2 separate regions of the Mus musculus genome follow, and region 2 is linked to region 1. Evidence: chromatin contacts called from ENCODE Hi-C or POLR2A ChIA-PET data. All regions are on one chromosome and are shown on one strand. The core of a region is the stretch at or near the end of the contact, and the rest is flanking DNA. Distances in the headings are between cores, read along the strand shown. Region 1 holds the start of Zfp467 (zinc finger protein 467). Region 2 holds the start of Lrrc61 (leucine rich repeat containing 61).

Evidence for each region. A loop is a pair of places that touch in the nucleus more often than their neighbours do. ChIA-PET counts read pairs that join two places held with the same protein, here RNA polymerase II (POLR2A).
Region 2: a loop to region 1 is called in a map of left cerebral cortex, with 12 times the contacts of the local background. The contact joins the promoter of Lrrc61 here to the promoter of Zfp467 in region 1. A Hi-C loop is called at or near these places in 3 of 37 maps with a recorded cell type or tissue (heart and left cerebral cortex). POLR2A ChIA-PET finds 5 or more read pairs at or near these places in 1 of 5 experiments (Patski).

Annotation. Positions count from the first base shown.
Region 1 is chr6:48,443,606-48,447,815 of GRCm38, forward strand. Zfp467 (zinc finger protein 467) reads right to left here and starts at 2,220. Exons shown (of 5, transcript NM_020589.2): 1 at 1,748-2,220. It also overlaps a transcript of Sspo not described here.
Region 2 is chr6:48,552,837-48,557,046 of GRCm38, forward strand. Lrrc61 (leucine rich repeat containing 61) reads left to right here and starts at 1,963. Exons shown (of 3, transcript NM_177736.3): 1 at 1,963-2,146; 2 at 4,119-4,210.

The sequences.
Region 1 (4,210 bases), core at 970-3,469:
GAATACCCAATCACATGGAGCCTCCTGCAAACTCTGCTTGGCAATGGATATCAGCCCTGGTCCCCACCTGTCAAGTCTTCAAAACCGTCCCCAAACCATCAGCAGTCACTCACCACCCACTGTGTCTTTGCCAGGGTAAGTACAGGGACCACTTAATTCTCTGGACCAAGATGGGGAGAGGGAAGCTACACGTGGACCCTTCAGCCCCTAGGGCAGTAGCTAGTGAAATGAGAGCCAGCCCTGGAGGACCAGTAACACTTTAGGGATACGGGGGTGGGAGGAGGTGAACAAGGGCTATTGCAGAGGTAGTAAATGACTCTGACTTCCTCTCCCTAAACCCCTACCTCAAAGACTCACAACCCCCATAGGACTAACCGGGCGAGAACAACCCCCACACCAGGCCAGGACACTCCCCGATTTTTGCACTTCTCAGCTCCACTTCCAACCGGTTCTCTGCCCCTCCTTTAGCAGGCTCCCCTCCCCCTTCCCTGGCAGCCTTCCCTCTGCCCCTCCCCTCTCGCTGCCTTCCGCCCTCTCTCCCCACCAAATCTGGCAGCCTTTTGGGGCTCCTCCTCTTGCCCCGCCCCTTTGGCTCCTCCCTTGCGCGCACCCGTCGGGTCAACCCCCAGGGGCCCCCTTCGAGTCGGCCCTCAGCAGCTACGGCCTCTCCCGACCCTCCTCTACCAGCAGTCTTGGGCAGCGCTCCCCTCCCCCTTCCTCCTGTGCCCGCCCGCCTAGTTCTCCGCACGCCACCCCCTCCCCAGGCTGCACACTCCCTCCCTTCCTTCCCCCTCCTCTTTTCCTTCCTCCCCCCCCCCACTCCCGCCCTCCCCTTCTCAGCTGCTCTCCCCCATCCGCTTGCCCCTCCCCTCTCCTCCCCCACTCGGGTTTCTTTTCCTTCTTTCCTCTCCTCAGTTCCCTCCCCCTCCCCCACACCAGCCTCCCCTCTGCTTCCCTCCCTCCCGCTGCTCTCCTTCCCCCCTCAGCGGCCCCCGCCTCCCTTCCCCCTCTGCCTACCCTGCAAGCTCCGGCTCCGCTTCTCTCCCCTCCCGGTCCCCAGCCTTGTTCTTCCCCTCCCCCTCCTAGTCCGCTCCCTAGCTTCCAGGTCTCACGCCCCCCATCTTGGGGGGGGGAATCCAAGCTAACCCCACATTCTCTGGACCTACTCCCTCGTTCTGCCCCTCCCCATACCCCTTTCTTCCCAACACACCTCCCTCTCAGCAGCCCCCTTGCCCATTTCTGCTCCCCACTGACTTCACGCCCTCTCCGGAGTTTTCCTTCTGACTAGACTCCCCCCAATCCCCGCCCCTGTTAGAGCTCCGGAGTCACTCCGGGTCCCGGCCCCCTGCCCTGCTCTAGGCTCACCTGTCAGCGTCCTTCGCTCCCGACCAGCCCCATCCCTGAGCCCGTTTCCTGCCCTTTCGCACTGGACCCTTCCTCTATCCCGAGGAACCCTACTCCCGCTCCTGGGGATCCTCCCCGCAGGCCCCTCCCGCCCTCTTCCCACCTGCTCCCACCGGGCCTCCCCGAGTCCTTGCCCTCCCCTCCAGTTTCCTAGTCTCCCCATCTGCGCCAGGACCCTCCCTCCTGACTCCCTTCCCTCCTGGTCTGACCCCCCCCCTCCCCCACACTCGCGTCTGCGCGCCCCTTCCCTCGGGGTTGTCACCTGCCGTGGGTCGGCAGGGCTTGTAAAGCTCCGTTTGGGTGGCGGGGGAGACGCCTGCCCGGGAGTCTCGGGTGTCCTTACCTGGCGGGCTCCTGCGGCTACGTGCCGCGGCCCGCTTCGGGGACCCAGGCGCTCGGGCCTCCGGTCCCGGGCGGCCGTTTGCACAATGGCGCCGGCTGCCTGCAGCTTGGGTGCGGGCTGCCCGAAAGACTCCGGGACTGACAGCCCTGAAACTTCGCGGGGAGGGGAAGGAAAGACGCGGAGGGAGAGGGTGTGGGGCAGCGTTGCGGGTGATCGGGGGGAGGAACCCGGGAAGCGGGAACACTGCTCCGGGGCACAGGCTAAAGCGGAGGGTCTTCGAGAGACCTGCCGCGGGAGGGTGCACTAATGGGCTTGGGTGCAGGTGACGGTCTGAGGGCAAGATGCCCGGAGTGTGGAGATGGAAAGTGGGAGCTTAGGACCGAGGAAGGGCAGAGGGGAGAGGAAGGAGAAGAAGAGGCTAGAAGGAAGGGCACTCGGGCTAGAAGGGAGGGTGCTCACAGCCTAGGAGGGAGGAGCTGGAGAAAGGTGGAGCGCGGAACGGGGTGGTGGTGGTAGTAGTGAAGAGTTGGGGGGAGTAGGGAGAGGAGGGGGCGTGTTTGGGGAGGAGAGCAATGTGTGTATGGCTGTCTTTAAAATCGCCAGTGGCAGCCGAGTAAGTGGTAGCGCCGCGGTCCCGCGGGAGACTGTCTGGCCAGCAGAGATTGGGAGAATCGGTCAAAAAACTCTCCACCAGGATCCACCCAGACCGGAGGACGCGATCCAAGTCTCACCGCGGAGACTGAGGATTAAGAACCAATCTAAGAGGGCAGAGAGAGGGCTCTCAAAGTAGAAAATGGGGAAAAAGGAACCAAGTCCCCGACTGAGACCGCTGGACAGGCATGGAAACTGCAGGGGGTGAGGTGGGGCGGGGCTGGGCGGGGGCGGGGGAGTGTTGTCCGTGGGTAAGAAAACCTCCTGGCGTTAGGTGTGGATCTCTCCCCAGACTTCCACCATTTCTGCTCATGGGTGCAGGTACTCCTAAGCCATCCCCCTCTGCTCTTCAGACACCCTCACCCAGCCCTGGAATTAAAATCTAGGCTGGATATTCCATGCCCTGTGATTTTTCTTCAAACTCCCATGGGCTCCCATTTCCGCCTGCCTGCCCCTGTAGGGAAAAGGGCAGATCCAAGTTACATTTCTCCCCAGTCCAAGCTTCCCTTGTCAGCCAAGTTGCAGAACAGAGCTGCTGGGAGAGAGTCTGGGAAGAGGAGGCCATTAAATGGCCCTCTTGGATAGGACACGGTCCCTGACAATGGCACCCTGACACAAGGATAGTGACACCTGTGGAATCAGGGCAGTGACCCAAGGCTAGCCTTATAAGATGGAGCAGGGATGTCCTCAACATTTACAGATAGTTAGAGTGAAATCTGGAGCAATGGAGACCGACCTGAAGGATCAGGAGGTCCTGTGACTCAAGATGCAAAAGGCTCTTTTAATAACTGGCTGCTTCACTGAGTAAAGATGGCTAGGAGCAGAGTTTGTGTCCCTCTCTGTGTGCAAGAATGGGCTTTGAGAACTGCAGTCCACGTATGTAGGATATGCAGGAACAGTGGCCAGGTGAGAATGTTAGAGAAGTTAGAAGGACACTGTGCCCAGAATAGATGCTGACCCTTCCCCAGGACTGCTCAACTCCCAGGCACCAACCCTAGATATCTGGAAGCAACTGGGGAAACTCATACTGGCCCTATTTTGGTCCCAGGCCCAATAGTAGGCCCAGAGGAAGGAACCCCCAGGCCAGGTGGGGTGCACCAGGTGGGGTGACCATGCAGGATGCCCAGTGGGACCTCATTTCATTATGAAATAGAAGGATTCAGAGTTTCCGGTCCAGCCGCATTCCAGCCCAGTGGCCTTGGAGGCCTACTGGTGACCAGGATGTAACCAGGATTTGCCTGTGGAGCCTGCAGCTGCCTCCTCTAAACCAGACGGATGCTGGGATTATTCTATCCGGCTTAACACTGCTCCATCCAGGGGCAGGGGGAACAAGCTCCCCCCGCCCCCGCTCTTATTCCACCCTTCTCTCCTTCCCATCTTCCTGGATCCTTTCAGTGTTTGAATGCTTTGGGGCCCTCAGAAAAACCACAGGTGACCAAATGGCCCCAACCACCTCATACAGATACCCTCAAAAGACTGACTTCACTGAGCGAAGGGTTTACGGTTCCATATTGTCTCCACATAACTTGGGTGTTTTCTCTTCCTGTGCACCTGAGCTGAGGGGACAGGGAGAGGAAAGAGCATAGAGAGAACACCATAATAAAGGCAATGGCTTATTTCATGTGTTTTGCCTATATATATGGGTGGTTATGAGCTAAAAGTTTGGTTGCTGAGAACCAAATCTGGGAGTATCAAGTGTTCTAAAACACTGAGCCACCTTCTCTCTAGCCCTGCAGTTTTTGGAGGGTGGAGAGACCCTCCCACACCTGAAGTTTCAAAAAGCTTATTGAGGCCCATCTGTGCAGCCTTGGA
Region 2 (4,210 bases), core at 713-3,212, 110 kb after region 1:
CATCTCAAAATTATTTGGCAGAGCATCGTATATTATCAGGGTGGAGGTCTCGGTATAAGGGTGTGGAAAAATTCCAGAAAAGGGTCAAGACAGGGTCAAATCCAAGTTTTACAGCAAACAGGAATGAACTTTCTTCCACCTTTTAAGGAGATGGCTTCAGTAGTTCTTAAGTGACTTGCCTAAGGCAGTCCTAGGAGCTGTCCATGGTGGTGGCACTTTCTTTCCTGACTCAGCCTACCACTTTCATGAAATACCAGCGCAGGAGCTGTCCACGGTGGCGACACCTCTTCTTCAGACTCCCAAGAAGCTCAGCAGTGATGTCGCCTCAGCCATGGGCCCAAAGCAGGGAAAGGGAGGTGAAAAATGCCTCCAGTCCCTGAGCAAAAAAACCCACCAATCCCTGAGCTTCCCACAAACCCCCACCAATCCCAGAATAGGAAACCTCACCAATCTCTGAGCTCTCCAAGCTCAGGACTTGAAATCCCACCAATCCTCAACCTGGAAATCTCTGCCCTGAAAAGCTCCATCCATAAGAAATCCTATATAAGCCCTGCCCTTTGTTCAACAGCCTTGCTGTCTGCTCCTGGAAGCAGAGGCAGCCACTCCTGGATTTGTCCCCTCTCTCCCTGGACCCTCCCTATTTTGTTTTTTTTTTTGTTTTTGTTTTTTTTTAAATGAGATTTGATTCCTGATGTGATGTTTTTGTTTTTGTTTTTGTTTTTTAGCATCAGAAGAAGCAAAGAAGCAATGAAGAGAAGTGGAGCGGGGCTGAGGCTCCAGAGCTCAGCTGGGTATACCCTTCCCTGGGAGCTGCAGTGCCTCTTGCTGAGGAGGCTTCCTCTCAGAGCTATGTGGTTCCTGGGCTCCTGTGTCTCAGGACGCTCTTCTATTGGGACACTGTCCTACCTCTGAGCTGTGTGGTTCCTAGGCTACCATGTCTACCATTGGGACACTCTCTCTGCTAAGAGTTGTGCGGTTCTTGGGGTTCCACACCTTCCTAGAAGGAACATTTATAGCTTCTAATCTTAAAATAGACTCAGGCTGGTCCATCACATGGAGAAGTTCAAGGGAGATCAAATGGATACCGGGCACCATTTGACGGATTAGAAAAGCTAGGTCACCACTGGCCTGCAGCCTAGCACACTGAACGTCATCAAACACGTATTCATTAAGGACTTTGCACTGTGATACAGTGCAAAGATGTGAACAACAACAAAACTGTGCCTATACTTAGCCAGCCCAGGCTGGAAGGGTGTGGACTGAACTGGGATTGCTTTGTCTGAGTGCACAGAAAGCATCAGGAGATGGAAAACCCTCCCAATGTAGACATTTCCAAGTGGCCTGTGAAAGAAAGTGAGAGGCATTCTCCCCTGTGCCTAGTTAAGGTGACCTCTTTATCCGTTGGACAATGTCATTTACAAAGGTGGCAGTTTGCGTTGGTGACATCTCTGGGGGCAAGGCCTTTGGGAATATCACTAGGCAGTGCACATTTATCTCAGGAAACATTCTGATGTAGTTTTCTAAAAATACGGGTAAGGTTCCCACAAGGGGTCCTTCTTATCGTTATTGTGGCACCTTTTGTCTGCAGTCCTAGGCGGTGAGCATGACTGCACCGCTGTGAGGGGCAGGGTTCGGAGAGGGGTGGGCGAGCACGTACCAGGCACCGTTTATCGGGTTAGAAAATCTAGGTCACCACTGGCCTGCAGCCTAGCATACTGAATGTCACAGAACACATTCGTTAAGGAACCATAAATGCCTTTCCCAACGTCGCTCTGTCAAATGTGCTAATGACCAAACTAACAGGAACAAAATCCTCCAGCAGCACTGGCCGCGGGTTCCAGCACAAAGAGCTAGAAGCTCCTCTGGTTGTGTAATCTGCGTCACTTGCGTACCCTGCCAGCCGCAGCGCGTCCCTTAAAAACAACTTTTTCTGCGTCGCACCACTCCCCGCCCCTTCCGGCCTTTCGCAGGTTCCGGGTCGGCTGGGCCTGCGCCAGAAACCGAGTTGCGTGTTCTGTTTGTTTGGGGGATGCTGGATTCTTCTGGAACCGCCCGCGGTTAGTGGCCACGCCCTCAGCCCCAGGCACTGCTCTGAGTGCAGTTAACAGACAGAACGCTTTAACCGGTAACAATCGCGGCCGGTGAGGTGGGTGCTGCCTTGGTGGCCAGGAGACATTAGGATTGGATTTCCTATCCCACAATCACAGCCTCTTGGTATACATAACAACAAGGGTTCCGCTAGTGTGATAGATTATTTTAAAAGAGCAGCCGTAGAGAAAAAGGCGGAAAAAGTTTTGGTCTTGTTTATTCTCGGTGAGGGAGCATTTGTCACAAGATATGCAAATGGCAAAAATGCCTACAAAGGAAGAAGGATGCGGCCCCTTATTGGGGTCAGAAATGGGTGGAAATGACTTCAGTAGTCCCCAAAGGAAGCTGGGAAGTGTAGTCTCCCAGCAGGAACTTATCCGTGGCTTTTGTCACTTTGGCTATGTGAGCTCAGAAGATGGCGGAGTGTTGTTTAAAACATCCTCCACTGTTGTGCCAGGGAAAAGTTAGTGACCCCCCCCCCCCCCCCGCCAAACACACACACACACACACACACACACAGGAGCTGATCTGATGCAACTCACAGCAGGGTCTTTATTCTATTCGAGCTAGCTCAAGCCCCCCCAATGCACCACCCTCACACAGGACGGTTTTGGTGGGGGAGGAGCCCCGAATGTCTATGTGGCAAGGCTTTATAGTAAGCACCAAACATGGAATACGAATGCGAGCATCTAAATGGAAAGCTACTTTGGCCTTTAATATAACTGGCTGGTGCTGGGAGTCACATCATAAACTTAACTTCTGCTCCCCTCTGCATGGGTGGTCATTAGGCAAGGGTTGGGCTTGCAACCTGGGGTGCAGGTTTGTTGGGGGAATAACCAGGAGATACTGGTCTTGTTAGGGGTGTAACTTGGAAACTCTGCTCTTGTTGGGGATTAGCCTAGAGACGAGCTAGGCTCAGGTTTTGTTGTGGGGACAACTTGGATACTAATGCTAGATACCGGCCTGTAGTCTACCTGAGTTCAAGCTTAGGTCAGATTCTCTAAAATGGAGTCTGAATTTAAAAGCTTTGGCATCTCACACTGACTGGCTTAAATTCTCTGGTTGTGTGGGAGACTAGAGCTCCTTCTTCCCCAGGTGTAGGAATGTGAGAGGAGAGGAGGCTGGCAAGCTTGCACAGAGTGGGACTGTGGAATGCCCCTGGATGTATGTTTGTGCGGTGTAACAGGGTAGAATTAGGGAGCCAGGTCCCATCTGGGCATGCTCCTGAAAAGGACTGACAAAATAGTCAAGAGAAAGTTCTAATCTAATCAGCCAACACAGGGTACATGCTGAGGCATCTCCTAGTCCAGGTGAACAGATGCCAAAAATTACTCATCTGCAGGTTGCTGGTTTTACAGCTATGTGGCTTCTCTGGGGGACGCATAGGCTTTGGACTGTGGACAGTTATCATTTCCCACGACCTCCCTTCATTGGCTTGCACGCCTGCAGGCCATTCTGTTTCCTCGTCTGTCAGGAAAAATAAGATTCCTTGCTATTTTCACGCACCCCAAACCTTTCCCGTGTGTCTTACCTCGTATTTCACCTCTTTCCTGTGGTGTGTTTTACTCCTGTTTGCCTGGGCCCCTGTACTCCATCTGAGAAACACTTCCAAGTCTTTCCCTCCTCTACCCCTCCAGCATTCCAGTATTCTCAGCGCTCCAGTGGACCTGCCAAAGGTGTTGTACCTACGAGTTCTATAACCATTAGGACTGGATTTTCAGAAAAACAAACGACAAACTAGAAACAAGTACTGAACACAAACCTTTTTCTTGTTTTGAGTCTTGAAGCAATACAGTGTTTTCAACTTCGTTGGTGATACAGAACGGGGAGGCAGGCGTGTGGGTTCTGTACAGTGTCCCTTGATCTGTGTCTTTGGTGTCTGAGGAGGTCCTGGAGTAAGTCCCCTCTACCTCTGCCACGCTTCTCGCTGCAGGGCCATGACTGAAGCTATCGCTCTGTAAATTCTCTCCTCTTGCTTTCCCCAGAATCCCTTTCTAATGTTTTCCTGTGCTTCTCCCATTGTGTTTCAGTTATCACGGGGCCTGTCCCATCTCTGTCCGCTCCATGTTGTCAGCCGTATCTAGGCAGCCACCCTCTACTCCTAGAGCTCATCATTCCTGAA